Linked DNA regions of Homo sapiens: region 1 is linked to region 2. Evidence: chromatin loops called from intact Hi-C (ENCODE). Cell type or tissue: dorsolateral prefrontal cortex. All regions are shown on one strand. Each heading gives the region's core, and the rest is flanking DNA. Links, peaks and the distances in the headings are about the cores only. Region 1 has its middle 34 kb from the start of LINC01396. Region 2 holds the start of STX18-IT1 (STX18 intronic transcript 1).

Region 1 (4,393 bases), core at 92-4,091, 330 kb before region 2:
CCCTTCCCACTCTTACAAACTTTTCTGACTTCCTCTCTTCACTCTCTCTTCTTTCCCTTCTTTCTCTCTCTTTTCCTTCCTTCCTTCTTTCCATTCTTCCTTTCTTCCTTACCTCCCTCCCTTCCTTCCTTTTTTCTCTTTCCCTCCCTCCCTTCCTCTGTCCTTTTCCTTGAGTGATGTGAACACTTAACACAGGATCTACCCTTTCAGCAAATCCCCAGTCTTATCCTTGACAGCGTGCATCTTTCTCCCCTGCCTCCCATAATAAAAAGTAACAGGAGAATATGTCTAGCCCCAGGGTGGGATTCCGGGGACTTGCTCCATACAGCATGACAGCTGATCCCTTCCCAAAGAGGAAAAACCTTTTGGCCAATCTGGGACACACGTGGGGACTACGTGGTTTCCAAAATAGTTTCCCACCTTCTATCCGCTGACAACAAAATGGGTTCAAGTTAACACATCTTTATGGTTCACCCACTGTGTGCCAGGAGCTGGTGAACAAGAGTGAAGGTCCCACTTCCAGGAGATCGCAGGCTTTGGGGGTCAGATGGCAAACAGGTGTGATTAAAGGGAAATAAACAGCAGACGGGGGACACTTGGGACAAGAGCTGGGGCAGGAGGAGGCTGGGGCGGGGAGGTCTCCTTGGAACAGGAGGCACAGACTTTGAAACCAACCATTTGTGTGGCCTCAAGCAAATTATTTAACATCTCTGTATCTCATTTGAAAAATGGGGATGACAATAGCACATGCTGTCACAGGGTTGTCCAGAGGGTTGAACAAGGAGCATGTGAAGCACCTGGGACAGGGTCTGTTGCTCAGGAAGCCTCAGCGCCCATTATCGCGATGCTGGCATGGTTGGGGAAGTCTCTCTCGGGAGTGGCATTTGAGCTCTCCTGGGCCACTGTGTGGATGAGAAGACAGGGAGGCAAGAATGGAAGCAAGGACACAAAGTAGGAGTTGATGGCAGCCATCCAGGCAGCATCCAATGGCAGCTAGGACCAGGAAGGAACTGGGTGACATGACCTTTGGGGGAAGAGCTGGCAAGACTTGTTGAGGGATGAGGAAATGGAGGGAGGCATCCAAGAATACCCCTGAGATTTTGGCCTGAAAGAGTAAATGAAGCAAAAGTAGTGGCGTTTATTAAGATCAGGATGGAGGGCCCAGGCAGGAGGGAGGAACAAGTTTGGGGAGGAGCTGTTTGGTTTTGGATGTGTTGGAGAGGTGATGTCCGTGATTTCCAGAGGAAATGTCAAGGAAGTGGTTGAGGATATGAATCTGCAGCTCAAGAGAGGGGGATGAACTGGAGATATAGATGGGCAGGAGAATGTAGAGAGAAGAGAGATGAAAAGAGGGTCACCTGGGTGGGCCCCTAGGGCACCTTAACATGTGCAGACCTGGCTAACAGGACAGCCAAGTTCAGGCCCTGAGCACTGACCAAGAAGACTGAAGGATCAGGAAGCCCCTTGCTGGGCCAGGCATCTACCCTTTTGTTTTGGGATTATGAGGAAGCCCAGGGATTCCTGTGCAAGGGTGCCTAGAAAGTGGGAGGCCCATAGGGGGCTGAGGAAACAATTTACCAACTAGTATGTAAGTATTCTAACAGTTAAGCAGGATAATTGTACTAGTGTCCACTGAATAACACCCCATGTCAAGACCTCTTGGCAGGGGTGGCCCCAGCTCCCCCAGGTTCCTTGCATCCCCAATCCCAGCTGGGACACTGATGTGGATGCCAACTGGTCACTGCTTCCAGCTCCTGAATTTTCATTAAAATCCTGGGCATTTCCCCAGAGCTCAAAGTCGTCCCGATTAATTACAGGCAAATGTTGGCTCTCCCCCCGGAAATCTGCTGCCCCAGCCTGGCTCCGTCCCCTATGATTTTATTAAAATCCACCTTGCCAGCCAGGGCCCCGAGATTTATGGCCACAGCTAATAGGCTGCCTCCCCAGGAGACATAAATCTGGGGCCTGCCCAGGGAGCTACTCGCTGCTAAGAGGCCGGTTAATTGTTCCACCCAGAGGGTTCCACGGAGGAATGTTCAATTAGACCTCTCAGAAAATTTGGAGCATTAAATAAGGTGAACAGGGATTTGGGTGCCATTATTTTCTGAGTGAGAAACAGCACTTCCTTGCTCCCCTGGCCTATTTCAGGCCCCTGGGCCTCCACTGGCTTTTTGCAGAACAGGAGGAATTCTCTAGGGTCAGGGCTGTGCTCTTAGAAGACAGCTAGACAAAAGACAAGACCAGGATTTATCATCCTACAAAACCCTTGAAACTTTCTAATGCAAGGTCAACTACAGACTTGCTGCTGTGTCCTTGGGTGAGTGACTTCTACTCTCAGAATCTGTTTCCCTTTCTATAAGATGGATCAATACTGTCTATTCCACCTGCCTCACAGCATTGCTGAAGGATACATTGATTCATTCATTTATTCATTCTTCATTTAACAACTATTTGATGAGGGATAGGCCTTCTGTCTTGGTCAATTTGGGCTGCTATAACAAAATACCATAACATGAGCAGCTTATGCAATAAAAATTTATTTTTTACTGTTCTGGGGGCTGGGAAGTCCAAGATCAAGGTGCCTGCAGGTTTGTTGTCTGGTGAGGGCCCACTTCCTGGCTCATAGATGGCCTTTCTTCTTACTGTAAACTCACATGGCAGAAAAGGGAAGGAGCTCTCTGGGTTCTCCTTTATAAGGGCACTAATCCCATTCATAAGGGTTCCACCCTTAAGTCCCAATCCCAAAGGCCCCATCTCCTAATGCCATCACAATGGAGACAAGATTTCAACAGATGAATGTTGAGGACATACAAACATTGTCTATAACACCTCCTATGTGCCAGGAAATATGCTAGATCTGAGGTTATAGGGGAGAAAAGGACAAGGTTCCTGTTCTCAAAGAGCTCACAGTTTTGAGGAATGGCCAATAAGGGACCCAGAGATGTGGACTCATACATGCTATGATAGAGGCACGAAGAATGTGGGAGCCCAAAGGAGATTCTCATTCCAGACGGAGGGTAGCACCAGTCTGGGGAGACTTCCTGGAAGAAGCAAGAGGAACTATATGATATTGTATCTGTGTGTGGCTCAGCTCCATGATACCATGCCACCATTTCCCTTCATGGCATTTCTTTCTCAGAAGATTACTTTATGAGCACACTCTAGGTATATCTTGCATTCACAAATTAACAACCTCAAGCACCCAGTCTATTGCTGTGTATTAGAGCCTGGGGCTCAAAGTCATTGAGTAACAGGTGCATGGTGACACCGCTACAGCTAGCAAGTGGTGGAGCAGACTGTGAGATGGGCTAACAGCTCTGCAAGGAGGTGGTCAGACGGGGGCCTCCACGAATGCCTGGGGGTGATGGCCCCAGGCCCCAGGTAACATTCTCCGCTGGATTCCACCTGGAGGAGAGACCTTTTTCTGAGCTGCCATTTCTGGAGACCTGAATCCTGGCAAGCCCTTCATTTGTTCAACACCCAGCTGCCCTGAGCCCAGCTGCCATGAGCCTGTGACCTTGGGTCCAATCTTGCAGGCCACACAGTCTTGGTCAGTGGGAAGAGGATCCAGTCTCCCTCACTGAGCTCACAGGCCCCCTTCTCTCCCTCCTCCAGGATGGTGGCCCAGTCCCCTGAGTTCTTGGACCCTGACCCCCAAATGGGGCTGTAGCTGAGGATGAGCTCCACACTCATCCCCTTGCAAATACTACCCAGCCCTTATAAACAGTCTCATTATTAAATACTTGAAAATACTCTTTCCCATTGGACCCTGACTGGTAACACCAAGTAAGACATAGACAGGAAAATGTCCCCCAGGTTTAAGCTGGAAGGACGAGGACATCAATTCCAACCCTATTGGGAATACCAGTTGGCTTTGAACACGTTAGTGATGTGATATTTAGTATTTTTCCCGATCTCACCTGATACATTAAGAAGACAAGTGGCCGAGTAGAAGGTTGCTCCATGTGGAACCAAACGGGCCTGGCCTGAGTCTGGGGGATCTTGCTTCCCTTTCTGTGGCCTTGAGTGCCTCAGTTTTCTCATCTATCATTAGGAATAAAACTCCCAGCCTGGAAAGATTGTGGTGGGGATCTGTGGGGCGAGATGGCTGGGAAAATACTTGGCAAAGTGGAAAGAGCCGCGAGAACAGAAGGGATTATCACAATGCTTTGCATTTTTATTTTTAACCTGCATGAAATTCTGGAAACCACTGGCTGCCAAGAAATGCTAAGCTACAGTTTATGTTCCACAGGGAAATCAAGTTTTTTTTTTTTTTTAAATGGGGAATTGCTTGGTGCACAACTTTTTTATTTGGGAAACATGGACAGACCCAAGACAACTCCAGCCACCTGTTCTCTCCCTGGCATTGCCTCCTGGGACACACCAAACCGAT
Region 2 (4,393 bases), core at 313-4,312:
CCCGTAAGATTAGTATTGGTTCTTAGCAATAGGTTATTTAGCTATTGATTATACTTTTCCTAGGTTAAGATGGCCTTATTTATTTTTTCTGGTAAGATTTCCAGACTGATGGAATAAAGAACTTGATATATTCAGCTAACATTTATCACTTACAGCTTGCCTCAAGGAAGGTGGAAAGTGAACCCAGAATACTATATTTTAAAGCCTCCTTGGGCCTGCAATTTTGAGTAGAAGTTGAGTGATGGGAATGAAGACATTCTGGGCAGAGAGAAGCAGGTGCCAGAGTGCAGGGCAGAGAAGAGGAGGCTTGCTTAAGGAAAGGCTCTGTGGTCTGGCACGCAGGTGGTTGCAGGAAGTGCAGGAACAGAAGCTGGTAGATGGAGCTGGCTCCTTTAGCCAGTGTTTAACAAGGTGAGTGGATGGGACTGACTGACCAATTTCATTTGTAGGGTGAAAAAGAGAGAAGAGTGTAAAATGGCCAAGGTGTTCTAACTTGGAATCTAGAAAGGATGAAGACTTTCTCTTTGGGGCCGTCAGAACAGGAGGGACTAGGAGTAAGCCAGAGGGTGTGAGTGGCTGCATGAGGATACCGTTGGGACATATTGCTTTTGAGGCGTCAGTGGGACACACAGTGGCAGTATCTAAAAAGCATTTGGATACACTCAGCTTGAACACAGGAGGGAGGCAGCGGCTGGGTGGACAATTCATGTAGACAGTAAATAAAGCTATGGATTGGAATGAGTGAGCTTAGCAAGAACATGTAAAGAAAGAGCCAAGGGCTGAACTTACAAGAAGTTTCAGAGATTAACAAAGGCAGAGAGGGAATGAATGAAGGTGAAGAAAAGGAGTTATAGGTTTTAGAAAAGAACCTAGAGACAGTGGTGTTCTGGAACCCGAGGGAGGCTAGTGCTTCAGGAGGGGACAAGGAAGGAGGAGGCAGGAGCAGGGAGGAGAGCCATCCGAGTTTGGTGAGGCCTGGTGAAGAGTGTCCCCCTCAGTAGGAATTGGGGGAAAGTGACAGGAGTTGCTTACTCAACAACTGCTGAAAGAAAAGAAGAAAGCGAGAAAGGAACAGTTCCTTTATGTATTCCCTCAACAAACTCGCTGCTGTGGTCCTGAGCACAGTGGAATGTCTGTGGCTGTGCTAGCCTCTTTTGTGGGTGATTGGTCACTGGGGAGCTTCTTTTGCACAGGGATAGGACTCAGACAGTCCCCACTGTGACATCAGCAGGTCAACATGCTCCAGAGGTGTGTTAGTTCTGAACTTTTAGCTCTGACTTAGTAATTGCTATTGATGCATTTTTCAATTAAGAGTGAAAGGAGTTAGACTCGGAATTTAGTCAGTGGGCTCCAAATTAAACTTGGGTACATGATCCTTGTGAAAAATCACTTTAACTTGTCAGTAGTTGGCAAACATACAGCAGTGGTTTTTCTGGCTGTGCCTTTGGCTGCATACTAACTGAACAGCAAGCTGTGTCCACTGATTGAATGAAAAAAAAATAATGATTTTGTGTTACAGGGACCTTTTTACAATATGCCAGAGGGACCTACTGGAGTCTCTTTAATCTTGAACAATGCTTGTTTCTTGCAGAGGCAAATTATGCAAATCAGTACTTAGTGTTCCATAATCAATCAGGTCTTTGTTGGAAGTGTTGTGAGTGCCAGCAGAACAGAATTTCTATCATCCTGGGAAGGGTGAGGGGGTTTGCAAGTCAAACCACTGCTGTGATCAGCAAAGGACACTTGCCGACTGCTTTGAACTCTCCCCACAGTCAGAATGCGGTCGCTCTTTGAGAAGAATCCCATCATTTTGTACCAGGGTTTTTGTTGTACAGTATATCGTGCTTTGGGTAATTCACAAAACACCCACGAAGGAACAGCTAGCAAGGCTGTTCTGTGGGTGACACATAAAAACAAAGCTGGGCCTGCCGCCTGGGATGGCAGCTGGCAGCCATGCTCCCAGAGCTCCCTTTGTGTGGAATCTGCCTAGAGTGCAGTGTTTCAGAATATTCCTGGACTCAACTCATCTGTAGTGCATATGTATGCTTAAAAACAATCTCATTTCAGCTTCCTCCTGCACAGAATGGTGAACCTTTATTAATCCTTTGATTCCAGATCAAAAGAATCAGAGAAATTTTTAAAGTCCTTGGGAAAAAACTGCTGTTTTTGAGAGGTCCTGTTATTACTGCTGCTCTAATACTTGTGTTGCCATCTAGTGGATAATGGGAAGTATGTGGCTGCCTTAGTATGTTTGGAGTTTATTGTACCCTATTACTGATTCTTGAAGGGGATAGAAAATCAATTCAAAAAGTTTTTTAAAAAAAGAAAATCCCATGTGGAGCATTAAATAGTTATTGAGGAGCCACTTTGGGCTAGGCAGACGCCTCAGCAGCTTATGTCAGGGAGACATGAAAACAATTCAAAACTCAGAAGATGGTGACATCTCTGCAAGGGATGTATTTGCAAGATGGATCCTTAACCTGGCCTCGAGTTAGCAGGGAAGCCTTTAGGAGGTGTGACACCTGAGCAGAGCCTCACGCATAGGAGTGAGTCAGAAGACAGGATTGGGAAGCAGGGAGGGCTTTGCGTCTGGAGACAGCAGCAGAGCGTAGGGCACTGGCGGGCCTTGGGCATGAGGATGTGGGCTTATCCTGGGTTAAAGGGGAAGGTAATGTACAGTTTTAGTCAAGGAAGTATGTGGGAAGATTCACCCTTTTTGATTGTTTAATAACATGTTTTATCTGATTATAAGGATTTTACGTAGTAACTGTAGAAAAATTTTAAAGTGCAAAAAGTATGAAGAAGAAAGCAGTCTCCAAATCTTACCACCTACAATCATTGATACCTTGCCGAGCAGTCTTTTAGATTCCCCTCTATGTATGTATACAGCTCTAGGTGTGCATTTCCTATGTTTCACGCATATGGGTCACACCATACATGCTTTGGGCAACCTCTGTTTTGTCTCAGTTTTTCCCCACTAGGTAATATGCTTATGGGACTTTCATCCATGTTAGTAGTTCCTGGTGTTGAGTCCATGTCAACTGTGTAGATCCACTGATAGGACCAGCTCTCACAGGAGACCTGTTTGCCTATTGGGATGCTGTGTTGTTTTGTTTGGTGTTTCCTAGTAAAACCTTTATGTGTATAAGAGCAGATAATGTAAGAGAGTCTTTTTTTCCCCCTGTCAAATGCATCTCATGTAGGGACCATACTGCTGTTTTATAATGAATTTGGTTTTATGGTAGATGGGTTTTATGGAGAATTTCAATGTCTTGATGATCTAGGAAATTAGCGTCATTAAAATATAGCTAGTTAAAAAGTAAACTTGATTTATCTTTGGAGAAAGAATGGGATGAGTCAGATGAATGCCTGTAGTTTTAGAATGGAGTTTAAATAACTTGTTTGGTTAAGTATTAGCCTAATGAAGGAGCCAGAGCCTGGCTGATCCTGGATTGTGGCTGTTAGTTCTGTGCTGGCCCATAGCTATAGACAGTGCCTTTCACCTGAACAAGTTAGATCTCACTATGTCCCTTCTACAGGTCTGGTAAATGCGACCTGCAGTGACTTAATTGTACTCAGATGGGACAGCAGAGTCATCTTTGTGGGTAGACTTGCAGAAGCTAAAAGCACACAGGCACTCGGTTTGAGACATACCAAACAAAAATTTATTTTTGTATTTATTTCAAACCATTTATACAGGATGTGTTAGTTTACTGTCTTCTCATCTGCAAAAGGGTAATAATGATACCTACCCTAAGGGATTGTTAGGAGAAGCAAATCGGATGCATAGCATTTAGATTGGTGCCTGCCGTATAGTATGTAGTACTCAATAAAAATTGACTATTAACTTGTGCCACTACTATTTTTTAAAAATAGTTTTTACCCAATTCCCTTTTGTAGTGAAGCCCACGGAGATTAAGCAACTTGCTCAAAATTTCAGCTGGCAAAGGTTAAAAGTTGAGTGGAGCTTGTAAAATATATCCCTTTCTTCCCAGTCCAGTGGAACTACCTGAAAGAAAAATACAGGAGTCAGCAAGAAAAAGCCAAGTGGAGAACCTGACTTTAGAGTTATGGCCCAATACGAGTGGGGCATGGGCCAGAATATACCCTCTCTGCTGGCTGGTCGATCTGAAAAGAGGAGAGGACAGGGCAGCATGCTCTCCCTTCTCAAAATCTGAACACAGCTCTCTCCTCTTCCCTCTAAGAAGAGTGAGTAAAGGTTGGGAGATAGGCCAGGAAGACTGGTCCAGCTGAAGTCCCTCCACATGATGCATGGCAGTGGGGAATAAGGAATCCCTTCACAGTAAGTGGCAAAGCAGGGAGTAGAACCCAGGCACCTTGGCCAACTCCCTGGATTTCATGCCCATCTTTCTTTTGTCCACCCTGATTCATC

What was found. Peaks named below come from ENCODE experiments on the same cell type or tissue, not always from the same donor. Only the 100,000 strongest peaks of a DNase experiment are listed, where the experiment ranks them.
Region 1: a loop joins it to region 2, with 5 times the contacts of the local background. A loop is called at or near these places in 1 of 110 quality-filtered maps.

Annotation. Positions count from the first base shown.
Region 1 is chr4:4,808,091-4,812,483 of GRCh38, reverse strand. No RefSeq gene overlaps it. Among named protein-coding and RNA genes, the nearest start is that of LINC01396, 34 kb to the left of the region's middle. In dorsolateral prefrontal cortex, for the core only: no CTCF peak of the experiment used is centred there; a DNase peak (open chromatin) is centred at 1,853.
Region 2 is chr4:4,478,577-4,482,969 of GRCh38, reverse strand. The region is part of intron 1 of STX18 (syntaxin 18); the gene reads left to right. It overlaps STX18-IT1 (STX18 intronic transcript 1), which reads left to right and starts at 1,270. Exons shown (of 4, transcript NR_126434.1): 1 at 1,270-1,365; 2 at 3,996-4,303. In dorsolateral prefrontal cortex, for the core only: CTCF peaks have their summits at 2,000 and 2,199 (motif pointing left); a DNase peak (open chromatin) is centred at 1,919; H3K4me3 peaks cover 1,801 bases; H3K27ac peaks cover 3,868 bases.